3 separate regions of the Mus musculus genome follow, and all the other regions are linked to region 3. The links are chromatin loops, found by intact Hi-C in ENCODE. Cell type or tissue: left cerebral cortex. All regions are shown on one strand.

What was found. Hi-C counts contacts between places; a loop is a spot of excess contacts. Peaks named below come from ENCODE experiments on the same cell type or tissue, not always from the same donor. Only the 100,000 strongest peaks of a DNase experiment are listed, where the experiment ranks them.
Region 1: a loop joins it to region 3, with 1.9 times the contacts of the local background. A loop is called at or near these places in 3 of 42 quality-filtered maps.
Region 2: it touches region 3 in a loop (5-fold over the local background); 4 of 42 quality-filtered maps call a loop at or near these places.

What each region holds. Positions count from the first base shown.
Region 1 is chr2:80,484,872-80,489,871 of GRCm38, forward strand. No RefSeq gene overlaps it. Among named protein-coding and RNA genes, the nearest start is that of Frzb, 40 kb to the left of the region's middle. In left cerebral cortex, no CTCF peak of the experiment used is centred here; no DNase peak of the experiment used is centred here.
Region 2 is chr2:80,445,997-80,450,996 of GRCm38, forward strand. It overlaps Frzb (frizzled-related protein), which reads right to left and starts at 1,400. Exons shown (of 6, transcript NM_011356.4): 1 at 367-1,400. The coding sequence starts at 844. In left cerebral cortex, a CTCF peak has its summit at 2,356; DNase peaks (open chromatin) are centred at 64, 635, 1,034, 1,503 and 2 more places; H3K4me3 peaks cover 2,512 bases; H3K27ac peaks cover 1,195 bases.
Region 3 is chr2:80,385,292-80,390,291 of GRCm38, forward strand. No RefSeq gene overlaps it. Among named protein-coding and RNA genes, the nearest start is that of Gm13752, 3.6 kb to the right of the region's middle. In left cerebral cortex, no CTCF peak of the experiment used is centred here; DNase peaks (open chromatin) are centred at 2,591 and 3,262.

The sequences.
Region 1 (5,000 bases), 100 kb after region 3:
TTTCTAGATTTTCCAACTTATATATTGGGGATTGGTTCTAATGTTTTGAATTGAATTGGTTCCCTAATTGGGATCTGTGTGTACAGATGTTGAAAGTCCTTGTCCCCAGTTGGTGTTTGATCGTCAATAAAGATGCCAGTGGCTAATGACTGTGCAAGGGAAGACAAGGTGGGAACCTTAGATTTGCTCAGGCTAGGATACAGAATGGAGGAGGAGACAAAGAATTGCCATGGAGTGGGTCAGGGATTGGGGACTAACCAGGTGGAGACAGATGGACATAGCTGCGGGAGATAAAGCCAACCAGCCATTTGAGATTCTGGGTAAGTGCCCACTGGCCACTTCCCCAATTGAGCCTAGGGTAGCAGGCAGAGGATTAGAAGTCCCAGCCTTTGAGATAGCCAAGATATTTTAAAATTAACTGACATGCGTATCTTCCAATTCGCAGATACAGATAGCTCCTGGGAGTGTGTGTGTGTGCGACCCACTGGGAACCAAGGTGGTGTAGCCCAAACTCAACACTACAGTTATTTGTGACAGGAAGGAAAGCAAGAGGTAAAGTAGCTGGAGTTTTGACAGATTATCCATCTCTGGACAGATTAATTTAACTGCTGCCCAGAAGCATACAAATAAAGCTGGAAACTGATGCTTACCTTAGCTCTTAACGTTGCTTGTAAATGGGAACTTAACTAGTCATTTGTCATGAAATAAATTAGTTTAAAGATCTGAGGATGTAGCTCAGTAGTAGAGTCTTTATCTTCCATGTGCAGGTCATGGGTTCAGTCCCCAGGACTGTGAAAATAAAATGCATAGTAACAATTTATATATACATACATATATACATATAGTTATATATAGTTATATTATAATGTATATATACATGTGCATATGTATATATGTTGCAGGAACTATTAAAAATGTAATCCAGCAAACAATCAGCCTTTTTACTTGTGTACTTTTATAGAGGGCTTTTTTTTTTTTTTGCTGCTTGTCTCCTCTCTTCTCTAAAGAAGGGGGTCTGGGACAGATGGGTCAGGGTATTTATTTCTGAGCGTGACTGTCAAGGCTTGTTCTGTGTCAACTTGACATCAGCTAGAGTCAACTTAAAGAAGGGAATCTCAATTGAGAAAATACCTTCATAACTTAAAAAAAAAGGCAGGTCATTTTCTTAATTAGTGATTGACAGGGAAGGGCCCAGTCCATTGTGGATGGTTCTACCCCTGGGCTGGTGGTCCTGGGTTCTACAGGAAATCAGGCTGCAAAAGCCATGGGAGCAAGCCAGTAAGCAGCATGCTTCCCTGATCTCTGCATGGAGGCTCTTGCCTCCAGGTTCCAAGCTCTGCTCCAGTTTCTGTCCAGCTTTTCCTCAGTGATGGACTTCAGTAAAGATGTGTAAGCCAAATAAACTTTTTCCTCCTCTACCTGCTTTCGGTCATGGTGTTGCATTGCAATGATAAAAACCCTAAGTCAATGACCTAAATCTAATCCCTGGGACCAAGATGATAGAAGGAGAGTACCAGCTCCCACAAGTAGTCTTGTATGACCCCATATATATGCTATGGTGTACACACACACACACACACACACACACACAGAGAGAGAGAGAGAGAGAGAGAGAGAGAGAGAGAGAGAGAGAGAGAGAGAGAGAGAGAGAGAGAGAGGTAATTTAAAATAAGTTTAAAGTCTGAGCTTGTAAAGGGTGATGATCCAAGACCACATGTGATGATCCGAACTAGGAATCTGATCTCACTGGTTGTCAGAGTCCTTTTGCCTGTCACCTGTACCTGGGTGCTTCTTCCAGGGCTCTCAGAACTCTCAAAACAAGTGGTTGAGCTCTATATAGAGTGTCACAACAGAGAAAAAAAAATATGGTTCACAGCTGAGGAGAATCTAGATCGGCTCTGCTTTCTCCTTCAGAATGGAGAAGTGACACCAGTTCACTTATTAGCAGCAGCTGGACCTATGACAGAGATAGCAGAGCTTGCTCCAGGCTCCAGAGGCCTTCAGATGCCTCTTCTAGTCACTCACTTCTGGGTGCTGTGACCTGCAGCAGCCAGGGCAACCGTTCTCCAAGGTGGCTCTGCAGTCTTGAAAGCCTATGAGCTGCCACGGTTCTCCCTCTGTGATCAGCTGCCAAAGCAGCGGCCGGTGCAGTCTTGAGAAGAGCTGGGGTATTACACTGATAGGATAAAATGTCAAGGCTTATTAATCCCTTGCACCCGGTGGCATCAGATCACCAGGCTAGCCTGAGTGCAGGAGGAATTTCAGCAGAGGAGTAAGATTACAGTTAAGTGGCACAGAGCTCCAGTGCTTTTTATGAAGTACTGGCTCTTGTTAGAGGTGAGTCACCAGAATAGAAAGATCATCTACTCAAGGGCAATTCCCTCCAACACTGCTTATGTGATTCCTTTTTTCTCTTCAGTACTTTGCATTTCCAAATTTAAAGAATTTTTTTTCTACAAGTAGGAAAATCTTTCCAGCATCTTGTTGATGCTCCCATCAGTAATCCTACACAACATACACAGATTCTGCCTCTTTCTCCAATCCCAGCTAGGCAAATTATTTTGCTGTAAGAAATAGAAGAAACCACTTCTTTCTGTCATCATTGAGATATCAGTATTCCAGTCACTGGAAATCCCCTCATCTCCTGTAACTCATGATTCTCAGCATCCCACCAGAACCAAGAGAAATATAACCAATTACCTCTTTACCACATGAAGAGAAGTGAAGGGCAGCTCTACCCAAGGAGATCTGTAGTGTCCTTCCAGCCACAAGTTTCACGCCACAGTGTCTGAGCCATGAGTTTCTGGGTAGGAGATCTGGCCACAGAGATGAGTGAACTAAACAAACCCTGACCTCAAGAGATTCCCATAATGAGACAATGGGATGTATCAACCACATTGTAATTCATTAAGTGTTACTATGAAGGCAGTTGCAAGGTGGAAAAGAAACAGAAGATAGTGCATTAAGGAAAAAGGTTATTGATACTTGAACTCAATATCTAGATATGATCAGGAGTTTGATGTCCAGAATATAAGAAAACATTCCATCGCATGGGCAGGGGTCAACATAGAGAAAAGGACAAGGCTTCCAAGGAACAACTGTCATAATTATTTTGAATGTCACAGTGACACTTGAAGGTCTAAGTTCTATATCTTGTGCATTAAGTGTAGAATATATATATTTATAACGTATATATGCTACAGCGTAGTCTTAAAATTAATTTCAGCCTTGTAGATGTGTTAAAATTAAGGCAACCATTCTTTTCTCAATTGAGATAATGTAGAATTTTCAGATCAGAGCTAGACATGAACATGCCACATCCCCATGAGTGGAAAATGTGAGACGATATTGCTAAAAGGATGATACAATTCCTTGAAGACAATTTCTGAGAAGCAAAAGAAAATTGTCCCCCTTCCGGTCGGCACCAGCACTGGGTTACCTGGGCACGGAGTCAGCGGACGCCCCCAAGGTCCCTAGGGGACTCTCCTCGAGATCTTAGGACCTCTGGTGAGTGGAACACAACTTCTGTTCCAGTCCAATTGCACGGGACCTAAGACAGCATTAGGGAAGCAGAAAACCCAGCCTGACCAGGGTCACAAATCCCTTCCGGTCAGCGCCAGCACCTGGACACCTTGGGCGCGGACTCAGCGGACACCCCTAAGGCCCCTAGAGGACAGCTTCCAAGGCAGACCCTGTTTCTGGCTCCAGACATCTGGGTACCTTCCCTGCCAGAGGAGAGGTGTCTGCCCCACCCGGGAGGGCTTTGCTGCAGCACCTGGGGGAGCAATTTTGGTTCCTGGATCCCTCTGAGACCAGTCTGTGCAGGTGAGAGTGTGGACTACAGAAGCTAACAGCTTCTGAGACAGGCCCTGTTTTGGGCCTTCATCTTCTGCCAGGAGGCAGGTCCGAATGCCATATATCTGTGCACCTTACCTGCAAGAGGAGAGCTTTCCTGCAGAAAGTGCTCTGACCACTGAATCTCAGGAGAGAGTTAGTCTCCCAGGTCTGCTGATAGAGGCTAACAGAATCATGAGAGGAACCATCTCTAACCAGAGACAACTATAACAACTAACTCCAGAGATTACCAGATGGTGAAAGGAAAACATAAGAATATTACTAACAGAAACCAAGACCACTCACCATCATCAGAACCCAGCACTACCACCTCAGCCAGACCTGGATACCCCAACACACCCAAAAAGCTAGACCCAGATTTAAAAGCATATCTCATGATGATGGTAGAGGACATCAAAAAGGACTTTAATAACACACATAAAGAAATACAGGAGAACACTGCTAAAGAGTTACAAGTCCTTAAAGAAAAACAGGAAAACACAACCAAACAGGTAGAAGTCCTTAAAGAAAAACAGGAAAACACATCCAAACAGGTGATGGAAATGAACAAAGCCATACTAGACCTAAAAACGGAAGTAGACACAATAAAGAAAACCCAAAGTGAGGCAACGCTGGAGATAGAAACCCTAGGAAAGAAATCTGGAACCATAGATGTGAGCATCAGCAACAGAATACAAGAGATGGAAGAGAGAATCTCAGGTGCAGAAGATTCCATAGAGAACATGGGTACAACAAGCCAGAAGATCCTGGACAGATGTTATACAGACCCTAAGAGAACACAAATGCCAACCCAGGCTACTATACCCAGCCAAACTTTCAATTACCATAGATGGAGAAATCAAATTATTTCACGACAAAACCAAATTCACACATTATTTTTCCATAAATCCAGCCCTTCAAAGGATAATAACAGGAAGAAAAAATAACAATACAAGGACAGAAACCACATTATAGAAAAAGCAAGAATGTAATCCTTCAACAAACCTAAAAGAAGACAGCCACAAGAACAGAATGCCAACTCTAACAACAAAAATAATAGGAAGCAACAATTACTTTTCCTTAATATCTCTTAATATCAATGGACACAATTCCCCAATAAAAAGACTAACAGACTGGCTACACAAACAGGACCCAACATTTTGCTG
Region 2 (5,000 bases), 61 kb after region 3:
GAAAACACTAACGATCGAGATTGCAAAAGAATGCACCAAGAAACAGAAGAAACTCCAATGTCGTTAAGAGTAAAGCAGCTAAGCCCCACACGCAAAGAGTGGGAAGGGAAGGGGCGCTTTGGAGGTTGGGTGTGAAGTGTAGGGAACGGATGGATCGCTCAGATCACTTGTTGGAAGAGACTGCGTTTGTCTGGGAGAATGATAAAAGTGAATTTTGTTTTGTTTTGTTTTGCTTTTAAGTAAAAGAATAGGATTCAGTAGAGGAGTGTGCTTAAGGGGAAAGGTAAGGGCTCAGCGCAGAAAGCAAGCTAGCCGATAAAGACAAATAACTAACTTCTCAGAGGTCGGGCAAAGTTCAGGACTCACCCGCTCCGTCCGCGGTGACGATGGCCTCAGGAGAGATGCACACGCCGCGGTCGTACACCGGCAGCTCGTCGCAGGCCAAGCTTTCCGGCCACGAGTGGCGGTACTTGATGAGAATGGGCTCGCAGCCCTGTCGGGCGCGCTCACACACAGACTTGCAGGGCTTGATGGGCTCGTGCTGGAAGTCGATGGTGCAAATGGGTGCGTACATTGCACAGAGGAAGAAGAGAAGATCCGGGCTGCAGTGGGTGCCCAGCAGCCCTTCGAACTGTTCCATGGCCAGGATGGCGTTAGCCTGGGTGCTGTGGTGCAGGTGGTTGGGCATCTTGGTCATGTTCCAGGGAAGGGACTTGCACAGCGGGATGCGGACAGGCTCACAGGCTGCAGCCTGAGCTCCGGGCACCTGGAGCAGGCAGAGAGCAGCCAGGACTAGCAACCCGGCCCATCCTAGCAGCATCCGTCCCGGGCCGCAGCAGACCATGGTCCCAGCAGGATGGGGCAGGGCGCAGCCGAGCGACGGACGCGGGAGACACTTTCGTTCCGAAGTCTCCCCCTGCGGTTCCGAGGGGTGATCCCAACGACCTGGGGAGCTGCCCCCACCCCTGGGACAATCACAGTTCTCTTGGATCCAAGTGCTCCCAGGTCCGGTCCACTAGCTTGGCGGAGCCCGGTGCCTCGCTGCGCCGGCTGCTCTTCCCAAGCGTCTAAGCCTCTAGGCGAGGCAGCATCTATTTATTCCTCTCGCTCTGGCAGAGACATCAGCCTTAGCACATCAATCAGATGAGGGGGCAGAAGAGGAAGCCAGAGAGAAATAAAAACAAAAGTCAAATTCAGTTAAGGGACTCGGAGTTCTGGGGTGTTGCAAAAAGGTGTTGGAAGAAGCGATAAATTCTGCAAAGTGAGATGGATAGGGGACCTCCGAGGGAGGAGATTTGGTGGGGGTGGGAGGACTAATGGGAGCGGAGGTGGGAGTTTGCCAAGTCCTGCAGGGTCGGGAAGATCCTGCGAGCGGCCAGAGGAGCTCAGAGGAGGTCAGCGCCTTGGCTCGCAGCTGCGCCTTCCCACCTCGGCCGACAAGAGCTCCGCCCCGCGGTCCCCTGCCCTCCGGCTCCTCCTTCCGAGAAGGCTTTGAGTTTTCAGGGGACTGGAGTGTGAGACCCTGTCTATCTGTGATGCTGTAGCCCCAGGCAGCTCCCGACAGGAGCCGCACACCTTTCCCCACTCCACCCCCGGCTCTGGATCCATAGACGAACCCTTGGTCCCCACGGGAGAAACGGTCTCAACGCACCACAGAGATGCGCACCCCTGTATCCCGCCCCGCGAGCCCACACCGTCCCTCGTTGCCCGCAGCTCTTTCCTCACAGCAAACCCGAGCGCACCTCCGCCTGCAGAAAGTCAGACAGGAAGGCGCGAGCAAAGTCACTTTAAATGTCATGTCGCAGAGATAGCAGCCTCCTAAGAGCAATGGCAGGACTAATGACTTCGGGGGGTCTGTGATTGGAATAACCGTGGAGAAATTGACCCTCACAAAGGGAAAGAAATCGCAAGAGAACAAATAGACCCACAGAAACGTGGAAATGGTGTGATTCCTCCCTTCCCTCCTTCTTTTTTTTTCTTTCCTTCCCTTCCTCCCTCCCTCCCTGCTTCCTTCCGGGTTTTTCTTTGCCCTGTAGAATTCGAACTTTTGAGTTTTTCTTTTTTAAAACCGAAGCGTGGAGCCCACTTTAAAGCACTTGGATTCCGCCCCCCACCCCCAGAGTGTTCTTACTGAAAATTGCATTTATTATCTAACTCTTCCCACGGGCGGTTTCTTCTAACAGGGGAAATAAACGTGCAAGCAAAATACCCCACACAGGTAATGATAATAGTAAACAGGAGAACGGTTCCCATCCAGATGAGTTCAATACAGAGGAGAAAATAGAAAACAGATCCCTCCCAGGCTACGCCTCCCAGAAGTCTCCTGTTTCCACCCCGGCTGCCCCCTGGCTTTAAGAGCATTGTACGTGGGAAGTCCTGCCGAGGCCCAACCACTGAGCCCCTTCAGAGGAAAACCATTGAGCAGAGGGATTGCAGTGTCAGAAGACAGCGGGAGCACAGAGGCAAAACCTACAACAAAGCCGGACGTCACTAGAGCAGCCCTGATTTACCCAGCCTTCCGCACCGCCCACCCCCCTGCTGTCAATACTAGGCAGATAAAGTCTGTCTCTACTTCCCAGAGCACACAGTAGGATACGGCTTTAATCCCCTGCGCTGGCTCAATGGCACTTAGGGAATGTCAGTGGCTGACTTGAGTTTATGGAATTTTTATCTCTAAAATGATCATTACCAGCGGTTTGTGACTTCAATGTTTTCGGAAGGAAGTGTGTCTACTTCATAGGAAATCAACAACAGATGGTGGCTAGGGAGCCATTTAATTAATAAATAAACTCTGGCTGATGTACAATTATTTGGTGTCATATAAGAAAAGAAAGCCAAACATTATATAAATTAATTCAATGAAAAATGGCAAAGCACACACACACACATGCACACAAACACACAAACACAAATACTGAAAGGGAGATTTATAAACAGTCACTAAAAGAATATTTAGAAGCTTTATTAGGTAAAAGAAATAGGGATCTGTAAAAAATTCGAAGGTGAACGATGAACTCAAGAGGTTGTTAAACATATTTTGTGTTCATCTCACATTTTTTAGGAAGAAAGGAGTAGAGTGTTTGATGGTCGCATTGCCACAGGTATGAATGAACTTTGCTTCAGAGATAGATACCCACTTACCACCAAATCCTCTCACAAGCTCTCCCCTTCCACCAACCTCCCAACTTCCCCCTCTCTGTTGTTTTGCTTAGTTTTGTTTTTCTTTTTGTTTTTGAAATAGCATCTCACTATATAGCCCTGGCTGTCCTGGAACTCAGTATATAGACCCAGGTAGCCTGAAACTCACAGAGATCTGCCTGCTTCTGCCTCCCTAGTGCTAGGATCTAATGTGGGCACCATCACAACTGGGACTTGCAACTTTCCTTTAATCCAAATTAGTTTTTACTAAAACCAGAGATGGATTCGCATTCCTCCCAGAAGAGGATGTGTGCACCTGTCTGTCTGCTCCTGTGCCTTCTCTCTATTGTTTCTCATAAACATCTGTCATGTGTGCACAATATTCTTCGGCATCTGCCAGTATGTTAATTATCTTTTATATTTTTTGTTCTTTCTGCTTTCCTAAATGGCTTATACAACTTTCAGAAGAAGACAGTCTATCTGCTCCTTTTGAAGAAGCAGTGGGAAAACTGGCTGGTGGAAATGGAAGTCCAAATATCTTAAGGAGATAAACCACTTGAGAGGAGACTTAATTCTCAAAAATTTGTGATAACAAAGAAAACACAAGTTCAAAAAAATGTGCATTTTCTACTAACAGGTGAGCTGTATCCCTAAAATAAGTACCTTCAACAAACCCAAAATTCGGAACATTTCAAGAAAACTGAAACCAGGTTGGTATTTTAGAGAAATCAGAGCATTCATAATCTGTTTTGCTTACATTTTTATTTTATATAGTGTTATTTAAATGTACTTTAACTGACAGTAATCTTTCTATAAACATGGAGGACCAGAGAAATGGCTCAGCAGTTAAGAACACTTGCTGTTCTTCCAGAGGACCAGAGTTTGGTTCCTAGCACCTACATCAACAACTTTTAACTCCAGCTCCAAGGGATCTGATTATTCTTCTGGACTCTGAGGGCCCAACACACGCACACGCACACACACATATACACGCACACGCACACACACATATACATGCACATGCACACACACACAAACACACACACGTTTAAAATTAAAACTGTTATCAGAACTACAAACAAGACAGTTGCTTACTATAGACATTCCCTCACATCTTCTGAAACATTTTTATACTTTTAATTTAGTGTGCGTGCTCAACCATGCCATAGCATGTATGTGGAGGCCAGAGGACAACTAACAGAAGTCAGCAGTCACATATGGAACCTGGCTACCAATCCGGTCACCCAGCTTTGCAGCAAGCAGCATTACCCACTAAGCCATCTCATTAGCCCACCACTTAATTATATCTATTTTCAAGCCATTTAAAAGGGGCAGGTGGGGGGCCTGGAGAACTGAGTGTGGGTTTGTTGTTGTTGCTTTGATATTTGATGGACATAGGAATTCATACTGCAGAACTAAGGACACAAGTCAAAGTTGCATGCAATATATTTGGTGTTTAAAAAAAAATTGTCAGTGTGTCGCATGCAAATTATCGATGTACCAGTACATCACTTTAAGACAAAACAAAACTTTTGTGGAGATCTGATTCTGGAATCTCTAAGGACTGTGCTAGGCACACTCCTTGGGAGTTTTCAACCGTGAGGTCACCTGGACCTCTGAGACGCATCCGTGCCTCCCGTACCTCATAGGACTCAATAACTTCCCACTCCTCTTCCAAGTTGTAATGTAATGTTTTGTCAATAATTTAAGTAACGCTAAACAATTTTAAAAATTAGTGTTTTTATCTACTTAAAAGAAAAAAATTTTTAGGGGGCTGGAGACACAGCTCAGCAGTTAAAAGTACTGACTGACTGCTCTTCCAGAGGTCCAGAGTTCAATTTCAATTCCCAGCAACCACATGG
Region 3 (5,000 bases):
CCTAATTTTATAATTTCGATTACATTCTAGTAGTTTTAAATTGTTGTCTTTGTTCCCTTATGAATTCTCCTTTGGAAGAACTTTGCACATTAGAAATAAAACAGATTACTTCTGAGGTTGGAGTAGAAATAGGGCGAAGAATGAGATTAAATGTCGCTCTCACATAAATACATGACTGATTTACTGGCATCAAAATTGATAAAGATTATTAAAATAAATGGAAACTCATAATCTAAAATTGCAAACTAAATTTTGTCTATATTCTCTATGTCCTTTGATGAATGTAAGCATCTCTACACCACCCAAAAATGAAGGAAAAGTCATATTTTCCTCAAAACAAAACAAAACACACAAAAACAAAACGAAACAATCTCTAAGTCAGTGGTTCTCAACCTTCCTAATGCTGTGACCATTTACTACAGTTCCTCATGTTGTGGTGACCCCAGCCTTAAAATTATTTTCGTTGTTACTTGGTAACTGTAAGTTTGCTGCTGCTATGAATTGTTGGGTCTAGGATCTAAAACTCTAATCTCCCCTGTGGTGCTGGGGCACAAGTTCCTCACTACCTGCCCAATGTTCTGAATCCTTGAATGAAAGACACACATATGTAGCCTTATATTTAACATGCCTTAATCAGCTCAGTGGCTGGGCCACTCCTAAACTTCCATGTTGCTAACACACCCCCTCCAATACTCCTGAGTTATTACTTGCTAAAATCTACATTCTATCTTTGTTGTCCTAGACCCAACTGGGGACCCCCTGGGGCTGCTCTTCCCAGGCTCTTACAAGTTGGCTGTCTCTCTGTCCTGCACTCCAGCTCTCCCCTCCCCAGCTCCCACATAGTGGTTCTGTCCTTCTCCTTCTTCTCTTGGTCCCCTTGCCCTACAAAACCTAAAGTCCTGACTCTGTCTCCCTGCCCAGCCATTGGCCACCAACAATTTTGTTTACCAATCAAAACCAACTGGGGTAGGGACCATCGGTGTCTTATATATAGACATGCGAATTCCTGTGTAATTTTGGGAACCCAATTAATATAATACAAACAATAAACCAAATCCATAACAAATTGTAAGGTAAATAACTGTGTTTTCCAGTGGTCTTTGGTGACCCATGTGAAGGGTCATTCAACCACTAGGTTGAGAACTGCTGTCCTGAGTCCAAAGGTCTTTTGCTAATGTTGCCAAAATTTCTTGTTTGCCCAAATTGATCTGTGTGTAATATTTGTTTTGTATGTTCCTTCCTTGAAGAAAAGGTCCTCCTGACTCCTCATGCTATTTTAAAATCTTTTGGCCCCTTCCCAAACTTCCCAAAACAACTCTCTAGTTTTACCTAATTAAAATCTTAGTCAAAGACAAGACAGTTCTATTTCTAAAAAACCTAGGCTGAAAGTATCTCCCAATACCAGAATCTGTGTCTCTGTTTTATGTGATATTTGTCAGACCCGAATTCCGGCATGACCATTGTTCCTGGAAGATAGACACCAACTAGGGGGAATGGGTTTTCATCTTCTACTGTGAGGGTCCCAGGGATCACACTCGAATGAGCAGGCTGGGCAGCAAGGCACATTCATCTGCTTATGTGCCTTCTGCCTCACCCCTTTTTAACGTCTTCAAGGCTGTTAGAGATTTCCTTAGCCCATCTAAGGTTTTCCCAGAAAACGTCTCTGCCAGCTTGGACTTTTAAAGCTCGGATCTCCTTTTTCCTTCATGCCATCACACCTTACCTAAACTTTTCCCCTGCGACCTCCTTCCTGTGCCCCAGTCCCTTGGCACTAACTCGGATCCCCTTCTCCAAATCCCAGTAAGAACTCAGACCGTTTCCTAGGCCTGAGAATACCTTGGCAGGTACGGAAAGAACCCTGGATTCCTTTCACGGCCTCGTTCTCAGTATGTGGAACCGGACGCAGGAGCAGCAGCAGGCGCTGGAGCTAGGACGGAGAGCCCTGACCCACAGAGTCGGCCTATGGGAATGAGGGCTCATAGCTGTCTTCAAAAGCACTCTGGGAGCTTCTGGGGTTCAGTTAAAGCTTGAGGGTGCTGTAGCCTATAGCTCCGTTTGTTTCTTTTACTCTCACTGCTTGCCAGCTCGGCTGGGGAGAATTTAGACGTTCGGGTTGGTTTGGGCTGGACTGAAGAAGGACCTCCAACTTTTTAATCACTTTATTTTAGCTCCAGGTGTTTAACACCGCACTACCTTCAAATAGGAACTACATGCACATAGCATTTTTTTTCTATCATGGAGGGTGAGTTGAGGGGTGCAGAGTGCGTGTAAATGGTACTATTCTCCTGGTTTGTTTAAACTATCTTGGTATCTTCATAGCATGACTAAATTAGTCATGGACACATACACAGAGCAAGTCTGCATAGTTAAGTTTTGCCACCACCTTCATTGAAACATATAAATGGAGAAACTCTGCGTGGCGTGGGGCCTTATTCCCAGCAACGTGGACATCTAGATTAGTGGCTGTATTTGTGGTTCAGCGATGCCTGGCTGGGTGCCTTCTGCCTTAACAAATTTAGCAACCCTTTAGGTTAGTGCCCTGGACAAGCAGCCTCCTCCCAGCCACCACCCCCCAAGTCCTCTGGAACCCGACTACAACCCTGCTAATGTCTTCAGACAAAGGCATCATTTTGCTCAGAGTTATTAATAGCAGCAAGTGTTAGCCACTCGGCAGACCGAATCCTGTGGGGAGAAAAGTCCGGGCTGGGTGTGGATTTAAGCATTACCATCACCTCATCAGGCCGTGTTTCTATTTTCTTTTCATAAGAACCAAAATAGATAATGGAAAATACATGAATTACATCTTTTTCTCATAAAAATGAGACACTGCTCTGGGGTTTAACTAGTGAAGTTTATCTTGGATGAAATAATATAAACAGCTATCTTTTGTGGCTGAATCTTCTACTTGCTGCTGCCTGATGATTCCACTTAGAAGATTTTTTTTTCTTTCAAACATGAATAATCATATAACATGTCATTGCTCACAGAACCTACTTTTAAGAAAATTAAGGGTTTAACTATAACAAGTTTCCGTACTTTTTTTTTATCTTATTTGGAAGAATTATCATGACTTTCATCTAAAAAAATTAGCCCCAAATCCATAGTTTTGTCATTACCTAGGACGGTTACAGTTCAGGAAGAGTCACTTGAAGACCAGCCTGTCTCCAGTGCTAAGTAACAGTAACAGATATCTGCTCTGTGCTGTGCTGGCACTACAGTAACTGAGCATGAAAGGAGGATGGAAGAGCCAGATGGCCGTCCTCAAAGAGAACACACATCTGCTGTTTTTGCTCATGATGTTCTAGAGAGCTCTGGAATGGGCATCCACCACAAAACTGCTGAGAGTTCCAGGAACGCTTCAGTTTTGCCTTGGTACTTGTACACAAAACCCCAGGTAAACAAAGTTGATGGAGATACTAGAAAGGCAATCTGAGGACTGGCTGCAGACATTTAACATATCTGTTAAAGTGCCAGTGTAGTGAGGGTGCTGGGGTGGTTAGACGTGCAACGCGATTCTCAGAAACGGGCCTGGAGCTCTACTCCCACAAGCTCCTGACCTGCAGAGCCCAGAAGCCGCTAGGGAGAACACACTTGCAGGAAGTTTCAAGTGATTGACACCTATCAGCAGACTCTGCTGACACAGGAAGGCAGAACCAGGGGTAGGAAAAGGCAAGGCCTCTATTTCGAATCTCCTATAGTGTGCAGGTGTAGAGGCCCAAGTTGCTGTTACTGCTCATTTAAAGTAAATATTACAAGAAGACCTACAGAGTCAACTAGCCTGGGCCCATGGTGGCTCACAGAGACTGAACCACCAACCAAGGAGCATGCAAGGGCCGGATCTAGGCCCCCTACACATGTGTAACAAACATGCAGCTTGGTCTTCATGTGGGTCCCCTAACAATTTAAGGGTAGGGGGCTGTCTCTGATGCTGTTGCCTGCCTTTGGATCCCTTTCCCCTAGCTGGGCTGCCTTGTCTGGCCTCAGTGGAAGAAGACGCGCTTAGTCCTGCTGAGACAAGATGTGCCAGGGTGGGTTGGTGCCCACAGGGGGCTTCCCCTTCTCTGAGGAGAAAGGGGAGAGGCAATGGGGGGAGGAGGGTTGTTAGGGTGGGAGTGGAAGGAGAGGAAGGAGGAGAGGTTGTAATCCAGATGTAAAGTGAAAAAATAAATTAATGAAAAAAAAAATAAAGTAAGCAGTAACGAGACTGTTTGAGGTGTTAGCATTTGAAAGTTAAAGCTGCTCTTTGAGAATCTGCATCCTCTTCCAGTCCCCTAACTTCTTGCTTGCAATATATCAGGGAGAGAGCTCCAGTTAGGAGAGGAGTCTTCCTTGTACACAGCTGATCACCTGGAGCAGTATACTTCACTGCAGCCCCTTCTGAAGCACGGGACCTGTCCTGATTTACTAGTAACTCTCGGATCTTAACTCTAGCAGATAATCTTACACAGGACCTGTACTTATCTCAACTTTTTGCTGGACCTTCATTTGGCAGGAAGCTGGATGTCATGCAGATAAACCATTTACTCAGAAGACTATCGACTGCCAGGATCGCAACTCTTGTAGATCAGAATTCACTTTTTAAGATTAGAGCACGCCATTGGGAGCTCATACTCAGGACAATAATGGGGTCTCATTGCAGGGATGAAAAATTTAGTAAGACACGTGTTAACTATGAGACGACCAACGATTACCTGTGGAAGGAATTACTGCTCTGTTTCTCAACAGGCTAACTGAGGCATTCAGGAAATTCACCAATATGGATCCCTCTCCCCTTTAGGACCAACATTGGTTAGCTAGTTGAGCCCCTCATCCACAGAGGCTCAGATGAACCTCAGAGCATAGAGACTAAGGTGTTGAACGCCGGCTTCTTGTTGTTCAACAACCAATCTCTGAAAAACTCAGAGAAGCAGGGAAACCGATCCATGGGTACCACTGAGGAAGCTCAGCCACCAGGGGACTCCTAGGTAGGTCTCAGACATCAAAATATAGACACCAGATCA